Linked DNA regions of Homo sapiens: region 1 is linked to region 2. Evidence: read pairs that join two places in POLR2A ChIA-PET (ENCODE). Cell type or tissue: MCF 10A. All regions are shown on one strand. Each heading gives the region's core, and the rest is flanking DNA. Links, peaks and the distances in the headings are about the cores only.

What was found. Peaks named below come from ENCODE experiments on the same cell type or tissue, not always from the same donor. Only the 100,000 strongest peaks of a DNase experiment are listed, where the experiment ranks them.
Region 1: POLR2A ChIA-PET joins it to region 2 with 18 read pairs; 3 of 35 experiments call an interaction of 5 or more read pairs at or near these places.

The regions. Positions count from the first base shown.
Region 1 is chr3:190,228,842-190,234,231 of GRCh38, reverse strand. No RefSeq gene overlaps it. Among named protein-coding and RNA genes, the nearest start is that of CLDN1, 91 kb to the left of the region's middle. RefSeq lists an enhancer at 1,562-2,761. In MCF 10A, for the core only: no CTCF peak of the experiment used is centred there; DNase peaks (open chromatin) are centred at 2,061 and 3,951.
Region 2 is chr3:190,300,809-190,306,180 of GRCh38, reverse strand. CLDN1 (claudin 1) reads left to right here. Exons shown (of 4, transcript NM_021101.5): 4 at 1-474. It also overlaps a transcript of CLDN16 not described here. Among named protein-coding and RNA genes, the nearest start is that of CLDN1, 19 kb to the left of the region's middle. In MCF 10A, for the core only: no CTCF peak of the experiment used is centred there; DNase peaks (open chromatin) are centred at 590 and 2,080.

The DNA.
Region 1 (5,390 bases), core at 120-5,119, 72 kb after region 2:
GTAGCTGGGATTAAAAGCATGCGCCACCACGCCCAACTAATTTTTTTATTTTTATTTTTAATATATACAGGGTTTCATCATGTTGGACAGGCTGGTCTCAAACTCCTGACCTCAAGTGATCGGCCTGCCTTCGTCTCCCAAATTTAATTAGGTCTTTAGAGAGCCTTTGAATATGACTATTGCAAAAGCCCTTTTATTTTGTGAAGTATTATATTTGATTCTGTAGTCTTCAAAGTAGTCTTGTCTTTAGTCTCACTACAATATTTTGTCATTAGAAGCTCCTCTCTCCAATTTTCTTTACCTCTCTTTTAAATTTGCCATTTCTGTCCCATCAGAACCCTTTACAGAATCTTTTTATGTTTTTTAGCACCTGCCCTTTCAAGCCATCTTTCTTGTAACAGCCTCAGTTATGAAATAATTACTAGTTTTTGTCAGAATTGTTTGAATTCTTTTTTTCTGCATAGCAACATAGAGAAAAACTTAAAATATAGACTTGTAGATAAAATGAGATTTATAAAACTACCCATTCTTTTAATTTTTTATAACTTGTGTCACACATATTAATTTCTAAAAGATAAAGAAAACTTCTTGGAGTCTACTACTATATCATGTTGTATTATAGCAAAGCATTAGGTTTTGTGAAATGAGGAAGGGTGGAACTACTTTTGAAGTAAAGAACTCTTTTTCATGGAGGCCAGAGAGCAAATCCTACTGCTTTGGTTACACCCCCTGGATACAGTGGCAACCTCAAAGGACCACAGGGTTTGAGGGTTATAACCATGGGTTGTCTACTCCACAGTGGAGGAGTGGTCTCGAACTCCTGACCTCAGGTGATCCACCTGACATTTTTGGAGGAGCAAGGCCTGATATTTTTTTCTTAACTTTAAGAGAAACGTTCCCCAGTCAAATGGCGATTTATTATTGCACCCATCTGTTTTAGAATGTGTGATAGATTGGTATTATAGGAGCTTGTAAAATCATACAAACAAGTAAAACAATCTAGTAAAACAGATTGATATGTGGCGAGCAAGACAGACTAACAATGACAAAAAAACTCTAAAACAGGCAGAACATCCAAGTGCTCTAGGAAACACATAAGCTGTGAATTTGGTGTTAGATTTAATATTAGTAACCAAGGAAGGCTTCAGAGAAGAATTGCATTGAAATGTTCCTGGGATTTAGAAAGGCAGAGTTTGTGAAGAACATTCAGGCTGAAAGAATCCCATAAGCAAAGATCTGTGGGCATCTGTAGATAGGAAGAATGACAGTGCAACAGTTAAATGCATTTTATAAGGTGGCTGGGGCTCCAGGGATGGCTAGAAAGACTTAGTGGGGAATAAAATCACGTTTCTCACTGTAATGCACTAAACAGAGACAATCATCTGGGGACTTGTTCTCATTTTGTGAGTGACTCTGAGTCTATCTACTCATTGAGGGTTTCCACAGGTATTTTACCTTAAAGCTCTCTTGAATTTGTGGGTGTCTTCTGTGCTACATCCTAGGGATGGAGAGGAAGGAGGTGAGATATTTTGGGACCATTGGTCTCCATCTGGAAAGCCAATTGAGCTAACTCATGAGGATTTTAAGGGACATGATATGTACCTCATCACTAAATAAAACTAAGGTTGGCACATCTGGTAAGCCAGGAAGCTTCAGGATATAATCATAGTATTTTTATTATCCCCTGGATGTTTCATTTTTTGGTTCGTATGATTCTTTTTTCTGCCCATATACAGTGTGTATTTTACACTAAGTGAGGTGTGGTTAATCCCATAGTTCTCTGCTGTAAGAAATCACTGATGATACAGTTTTGTCAACCACTGTCTGTTTACTGCTATCACAAACATATTTTCTGTGATAAGTTGGGAATCTGTTAAGAAAGAGAAAGATGAAGGACATCCAGTAGCAAATTTCAAGCACTTGTAGTAAGCAACTGAATCAGGCCTTCACCTAAGAACAGAAATAGACTCTTTGCTCCAAGTGGCCCTTCAAGTGGATGCCTTGAGGCATCCTGAAGAAGTCTAGTCAGCTGCTGAGTTTGAGCAATTCCAGGGGCGGTACCTTATAATAGTGGCATTCTGATGATGAGATCAGCCAAGAATGAATTCACAGAAAGACCTCAGAAAGTCTGACATCATTTGAGATCCTCAATTATCCAAGCAAAAGAAGAAGAATGTGAAATGGGAACTTCCCCTGACATCTTGGCACAAACCCAAAGCGTCTGAATGTCCCACAAAAGGAAGCACTTCTTCCTCTGCTTCTGTAATTTTTTACTGAGTCATGAGATAGGGTTATATAAGTAGGGTATTTTAAATAAATTAGTGGATCTTAAAGTCAGAAGGGATTACTGGAGGTCACATCTGGTTTCAAGGTAGGTCCTCATAATGTAATATCCAAGAGAGATGAATGGAACAGAAGACATCTGTAGTGGGAAAAACATAGGCTTTAGAGTCAGAAAGTGTCTTTTTTTTTTTTTTTTTTTTTTTTGAGACAGTGACTTGCTCTGTCACCCAGGCTGGAGTGCAGTGGTGCAATCTCACTCAGCTCACTGCAACCTCTGCCTCCTAGGTTCAAGTGATTCTCGTGCCTTAGCCTCCTGAGTAGCTGAGATTACAGACACGTGCCACCACACCCAAATAATTTTTGTATTTTTAGTAGAGATGGGGTTTCACCATATTGGCCGAGCTGGTCTCGAACTCCTGACCTCATGTATCTGCCCACTTTGCCCTCCCAAGGTGCTGGGATTATAGATGTAAGCCACCACACCCGGCAGAAAGTCTACTTTTAAATCCCTCAGCTACCACACATGGCCATGTGGAGGGCAAGGTATTAACAATATTGTTTTTAATAAAATAGTCTTAAGAAGTAGGTGGCGTTATGTAGCTGGATGTACCTCATAGGCCAGCGAATCTCAAACTTGAACAGGCTAGGCATACAAATTACATGAAGATCATGTTAAAATACAGATTGTAATTTGGTTGGTCTGGAGTAGGGCCCGGTAATGTGAACTTCTAACAAGCTCCCAATGGTGGCCCATGCACAAAGCACGTTTTGAATAGCATGGTGGTAGAGAGTAAAATGTCACACAGAATTGGTTATTATTTGCTTATTTTAACAGGTTTTCAGGAAACAATATTCTTTAGCCTTTATGTTTTAATTTTCCCCCTCCTTCACTGACTTCTACCCTAACCCTCCACATTAAACCATATATCTGGTAAGAATGCTCATGCTCACCTAGCATAGTGAGCCCTACTAAAAACAACAACCAACAATTTCGTAGAAGAGTAGGCTTTGAAGAAAGTGACTCTTTTTCAACAGTTTTTGCATACAATACTTTCACAATTATCTCTGTGTATATCAGAAATTTGGGAATTATGCTGAGGCAAAGATATTTTTAAAGGAGTGCTTGCTGAATTGCAAGCGAGAATGGAAGGGGTTTTATAAGAAGAATCCCTTGGAAATCATATATCATGAAAAATGTATCAGGTATATTTGTACATCTGTGTAATGTTTTATATATTTTATGATTTTCAGGGCATTTTCACATATGGCTCTTCATTCATTCTTTAAGAAAAAGGTAGGCTAGGCAGGTGTCATTAGCCCCATTTCACAGGTGATGAAACTGGAATGTGGGGAGATGAAGTGAGTTGCTCAAAGTTATACTCATCCAGTTGCCACAACACAAAGACAAAATCCAGTTCTGAATTCTAATCCACTGCCCTTTTCTTTGTCTCCTCCTTCACCATGATTTCCATAGTGGCTCAGAAAAAGTTATGGTTTGGTTTCTCAAACTCTGGTTATGAGTGAGGCTGCCAGTAGAAGAAGGTAAAAGGTGGCAGATATCCCAGATTCAGTTACTGTGGGATACTGCATCAGCAGGGAGCCCATTAATGTAGATATCTCTCATTCTCATCAGATGAAAACCTACTCTAACCTTGAATTTTTAGATGATTCATTTGTTTGTTTCATTTCCAGCCAAGAATTCAATGTCCTATTCCCTTTGGCATGTTTACAGATGAGAGTTAGAGCCTGGAGGTGGAGCGCAACTTGATTATTACAATCATCCAAAATGGGTGGCTGATTTTCTACTCTCTAAAAATATTCTTACCTTTCTTCTTCCGTACTCTACAATATGTCCCTGACCACTTCCACTCATAGTGATCTCAATCTAGTTCCCTGTTCATGTTTCACTCGACTGTGTGTGTGTGTGTGTTTCATGACCTATGAAATTGGGAATTCCTTGTGGACAGGAGCAAACATGTTTCAGTTTCATTTTACATTGAATGATTGAAATGAGAAAAAAAAAGATGCAGAGTAAAAAGTACATTTCATTTGGAGTCAGATGATCTGGATCAACTACTTGTTAGCCATGTTACCCAAACCACTTAAACTCTGAGCTTTTGTTGCCTCATCTAGAAAATGAGAATAGTAGTACCTACATCACAGTACTGTTATGAAAAGTGAATGAAATATGCGTGAAATTATTTTGCAAACTCATAAGAGCTGTATCTGTGTAAAGAAGGTATTTGTATTTATTTTAAAAATAATGTACATTAAATGAGAGGAGTCTGCTTGTAGCATCAGTCATAAATGTATTTTCTCCCCTCAAAAGCAATTTGCATTTCTATGTTCTGCTATACAAAGAAATATAGACACATGAAACAATACTATTAAAAACTGATTTTCTCAATGTGGAAAAGATAAAAGTTCTAGAATATGCTGCAATAAGATATAATCCAGATGCTGAAAATGTTCACTACAAGCTGTCAACACTAGGTGCATGAAAGTCAGATACTAGGATTTAGGTTTTGGCCTAAGAATTTTCCTTTTAAATTCTCAATATTCCTCAGAAATCTTAAGTTAATACCCCGAAAGAATAAAAATGATTCATTTCTCAGACTGAGAATCCCAATATAAGGAGAACATACATGCCTACCACCTCCTCTGGAAGTGATTCTAAAAACCCAAACTCACCCATCCCTTCCTACTTACCCACTTTCTGTGGGTACCACATCAGATGCTTCCCATTCTTGGTCTTGAGACCATTCCATAGCTTTTCTCTCCTCTCTCTTACTATAAATGAGCCACCATCACACACATAACAATAGCTGTCACATGTTGAATAACTATGGAGTGTCAGCAGCTGTATTGGTAATTTTGATTGTATTGGTAATATTGATATACATATTGGTAATATTGATATACATATTGGTAATATTGATCTACATCTGACAAGAAGTTTATTCTTGTCCCAGTGTTATAGAAACCAAGACCCCAAGAATCTAAGTACATTGTTTAAAGTCTTTCTGTGGATTGGAGAGGACCAGGATTTATCTGAGTCCCTGTGATACTTTGCTCTCCTCTTATCATTAAACAGCATTGTCTCTCTG
Region 2 (5,372 bases), core at 1-5,000:
TAATAACTCATAAGGTGCTATCTGTTCAGTGATGCCCTCAGAGCTCTTGCTGTTAGCTGGCAGCTGACGCTGCTAGGATAGTTAGTTTGGAAATGGTACTTCATAATAAACTACACAAGGAAAGTCAGCCACTGTGTCTTATGAGGAATTGGACCTAATAAATTTTAGTGTGCCTTCCAAACCTGAGAATATATGCTTTTGGAAGTTAAAATTTAAATGGCTTTTGCCACATACATAGATCTTCATGATGTGTGAGTGTAATTCCATGTGGATATCAGTTACCAAACATTACAAAAAAATTTTATGGCCCAAAATGACCAACGAAATTGTTACAATAGAATTTATCCAATTTTGATCTTTTTATATTCTTCTACCACACCTGGAAACAGACCAATAGACATTTTGGGGTTTTATAATAGGAATTTGTATAAAGCATTACTCTTTTTCAATAAATTGTTTTTTAATTTAAAAAAAGGATTATTGGCTTGTTTTCTAATCATTTATTGCAAGATTGCCATTCTTGGTAGAGGAGGTGGCTTGGGACAGGATCTGACTCACCATGATCCTGGGAAAGAACTATGATGCCTCTGGCCCATCTATCAAATTTGAGTGGCTCCACCCACTAGAATGCCCTATTTCTCTCAAATTGAGTTCCTCATCAAGGGTGGTAATAGAAGAGGATGCCAGGAGATGTTACTTAATACTTTTTCTCATCTATAAAAAGGGGACATACAATAATAAATGATAAGATATGAAGATATTTTGTGAACTATAAAGCACTGTGCAAACTTAAGTGGCTTTGTTCCTCACAAAGGTGGAAGAGTGAAAGACAGCTGCTGGAAACCCATTATTGTTTCTGTAATGATGATGATCAAAACTACTCCATAAGGATGTGATGGAACTCATTCACTCATTATCTTAAAGTATCAATAACTGACACAACCTTAAGTGTGGCCTGTTCCTGGACAATGTTCATATTGAGACCAGGCTTATAAGTAAAGGCTTGCAGCTCTAATGTGGAGTCTCAGACATTAGCATGATGGGTGAGGTGCAAAGATCATTGCCAGTCAATTTGACTTGAATTCTCCTTAAATTAAGCAGATGCATCAGAATTCTCACTCTGTTTCTACAGAATTTAAATATCTGAAGGTAAGGCCAAGGCCAGCAGAAGTTTGAAAGGCAATAAAGTATCTTGGTGCTCCTGAAAATAACTAAAGGAAAACTTGGATTGTGAATCATACCAAGTAGATATCACCTCTGTGTGAGCTCATCCTTATCTGAATGCCATTGTTCTTCAAACCTTTCCTCCTCTTGTTTAACACTTTCTATATTTGCCCAGATCAAGAGAAAACTTCACTTTGTCCCCATATTCCCACCTTTTTCAGCCTGTCATTATTCCTAGTATGATCTGGTTGTGTATATTTCCTTCATTTTACATGTGGCTCACGTGTAATGTCTCTGAATTTCCTTCTTTCCTCATTTCCCAAAAACCCCATTTACCCCCAGCCTGCCCTAAAATCTCTTCATTTAGCTGGTATCATGCAACTTTGATAGAAGTCATTGCAGCTTCTAGGGTTATGTGGGGATGGCTTGTTGAGTCCTAAAAATAGGCAATCAGAGAGTTTCTCAATGCTGAACCTCTGGAAACTCTGGAAATCCCTTGGCAGTTGGCACACTCCACTTCTATTGATAAGTTTTCCAATATGGTCATTATCAGCAATTGAAAACTAGATATGAATTTATTTAATTAATATTTACGGGACACCTATCACAGGGCCAGCCTCATTAAATGCAGGCAGGGTAAAGTAGCTATGAGATGAGTAAGACCTTGTCCTGGGCTGAAGCAGTACAAAGGATGTTAGGTGGAAAGAGAAGTAAACTTGAAACATAGCACTCGTTCTGCCACTGATGAGCCAGGTGAGCCACGGAGATCTCCACCCAGTTTCTTCATTCATAAAATGAAGGCCTTAGACCCATGCAGTGGCTCTTAGCCATAACAGCATGTTAGAATCACCTGGGAGCTTTTGAAACTTCCCAATTCTAAGGCCTCACCCAAATCAAAGGAATCAGAACCTCTGAGAGGAGAGTCCTAGCAGGAGCTTCCCAGAGGATTTCAACATACTGTGTGGATTGCAAACCACAGGCCTATGTCATCTCTCAGGACCAACCTTGTCCCAAACATTTTCTGAGTAACACCCATCCAGGCACTTAATAGATTTGCTGTCAGTTCACCCTTTCCCTAATGTTGTTGCTTTATTTTCTGGTTCAGGATTGGGGCTTTTTTTTGTGTTTTGTGGGGAAAAGGAGGAGTTAAAAGCAGGTGGTCCTTCAGATGCTTTTGTCATGTTTCTTTGGCAAATGATCTTCTTTCTTGCCTTTCTCTATTATTTTTAATTTACCTCCAAAGAATAGTCAATAATACAAAGTAAATACTGTTTAAAAGAACAGGTTTCTTTTTATCAAACCATGTGAGTTCAGGAGGGTAAGTTGTTATTTATAAAGTGGAGTCTGAGTTATTCTCTTTAATGTGCAATTTTCAGGAGAGTCCTTAGCTAAACCTTAAGCTTGCTTCATTTATTTTTAATTGAATAGCATTTCTGTGATTTTAGTTCACTTATTTCATTATTTTTGTAATTTATTGCTTTGTTCCCCTTTTCCAAAATAGAAAAAAAAGTGAACACACACCCAAACCCCCCCACACACCAATTTAGGAAAGATAAAGTTTGAAAACTGTGCTCAGATCTCTTAACTGAGCTGACCTGGGATAGAACACATTGCTATGCTGAAGAGGCTTTTACTTCTTTTTGGAAATCATTTTTGTCAATTAAGTTTCCTGTTTCTATTAATGCTGTGCTTTTTCTAAGTGTCTATTGCTGCTGCTTGACTCTATTTAAAAAATCCAACAGCCTATAGGTGATCTGGGTCAAGCAGACATCTAGATCAAGGGTGAGGAATAGCAGAGAATACTTGCTGGAAGATGAGAGTGAAATACAGCAAAGATATATAAGCTTCAATGCAGCAAGGGCAGTGGTTTTAAAATTATTTTTTGTGATAATTTTTTACCACAATATGTATTTATTTGATAATAAAATTAAAACTTATTAATGAAGAAAGTAGAAAAATACAGAAAAGTGGAAATAAATATTTTAAATATTATAATAGTCATATTACCCAAAGGTAGAACTTTCAAATAATTTGATGTGATTTCTCTAGCCCTTTTTCCTTTCCCAGAGATAGGCTTTGGGGTTTATTCTTATTTTTTATTTTTTTACAGAGCATCATGTAAAAATAATTTTGACTTGTGCTTTATTTTCCATTTCAGTATATGGTAATATACTCTTACCAGACATACTTTCTAAACATAGATTGATTGTTTGATTCATATATATATATATATATATTTTTTTTTGAGACAGGGTTTCACTCCTGTTGCTCAGGCTGGATTCCAGTGACATGATCTCATTTCACTGCAACCTCCACCTCCCAGACTCAAGCAATTCTCCTGCCTAAGCCTCTCAAGTAGCTGTGATTACCCACACATGCCACCACGCCCAGCTAATTTTTGTATTTTTTTCTAGAGATGAGGTTTCTCCATATTGCCTAGGCTGGTCTCAAACTCTTGAGCTCAAGTGTTCCACCCACCTCAGCCTCCCAAACTGCAGGATTATGGGCGTGAGCCACCACACTGGCCTCACATAATATTTTTAAGAATCTAACATTCGCAGTATATTTTCTGCAATAATGGAAATGGTGCCCCTGGAGTTGTGCAACCCAGCAGCCATGAATAAAATAGACAAAAATTCCTTTCTTCCAGGAAGTTACATTCTAGGTAAGGAATGCAGATAATAAAATGGATATACTAATTATATAGCTTATTAAACAGTGATAATCCTAAACTAAATAGCCAAGAACTATTGAGAAGGTTGGAGGAAGGTAACAGTTTATAATAATGTGGCAATGGAAGTCTTCAATGAGAAGGTGAAGTTTAAGAAATAATTTAAAAGAGATGAAACAAATCAAGTGGTACCTGGTAGGAAAGTATTCCGGAAATAACATATGCAAGTTCCCCAAGGTAGAATCACGTACAACATGTTCAGAAAAGAGCAAAGGGGCCAACGCAGCTGCAATGAAGTAAGCTAGGAAGATAGTATTTTAAAATGAAGGCATAAAGGGAAAGAGATTTAAAATATATAGGATATGACAGACCATTCTAAAGACTTCCTCTTTTACTTTGAATGAAAGCAAAAGATAATAAGTCTTGATCAAAGGAAACATAGATCTAAATTGAGACGTAGTAAGAGTATTCTTCCTGTTGTGTTGAAAAATAGACCGTAAGTAGATAAGGAGGGAAGCAATGAGTTCATATAGAAGGTTATTACAATAATCCAGGCAAGAGACGGCTTGATGATTGCAGTCTGTCATAGGAGGAAGTGGTTAGAATCTGGATATTATTTACTTTAAAGTAGAGTCAACTGCTTTTGCTGATTGACTAGATGTGAGGTATGAAAGCAAAAGACTTGTCAAAAATGATTCCAAAGCTTTTTGCCTAAGAAATTCATAGGATGGAGCAGACATAAACCAAAAGTGGAAAGACTGAGAGAGAGCAGGTTTGAAAAAAAGTCAGAAATTTCATTTTGGACATGATGATAATTTCTCCTTCCCCTTCTTCTTCTTCTTCTTTTTTTTTGAGACAGAGTCTCATTCTGTCGCCCAGGCTGGAATGCAGTGTGCGATCTTGGCTCACTGCAACCTCCACCTCCCGGGTTCAAGAGATTCTCCCACCTCAGCCTCTGGAGTAGCTGGGACTACAGGCACAAGCCACCACACCCGGCTAATTTTTGTATTTTTGGCAGAGACTGGGATTCACCATGTTGGCCAGGCTGGTCTCGAACTCCTGACCTCAGGTAATTCATCCACCTCAGTCTCCCAAAGTGCTGGGATTACAGGCATGAGTCACCGCACCCAACCTGGACATAGTCGTCTTAACATGCCTATTGCGCATCCAAGTAGAGATGTCCAGTAAGCAGTAGAAAAACGGGCATATGAAGAACTAGAATGGAGAAAAGGATTTCAAGAAAAGAGAGTAATGAAACTTCAGTTTCACAGGATTGAGTCAAGTTGAAAATATGCCCCAGTCTTTGGATATTTGGATTGATTGTTACATATCACTAGGCTAGCTGGTTAATAATGGCAGAAACCAAATTTATTTTTCTCATTACCGGATCCATCTTTTATTCTCTCTCAAATTTTTCATTCTTTTTTTCACTGTGAGAGTATCATCAAAGAAATCTGGTGTGTTAGGGTCACAGACCAGCCCTGGATTCTGACCCTGAATCTGCCCTTTTAATAATTGCATCTTTATAATTTAATGT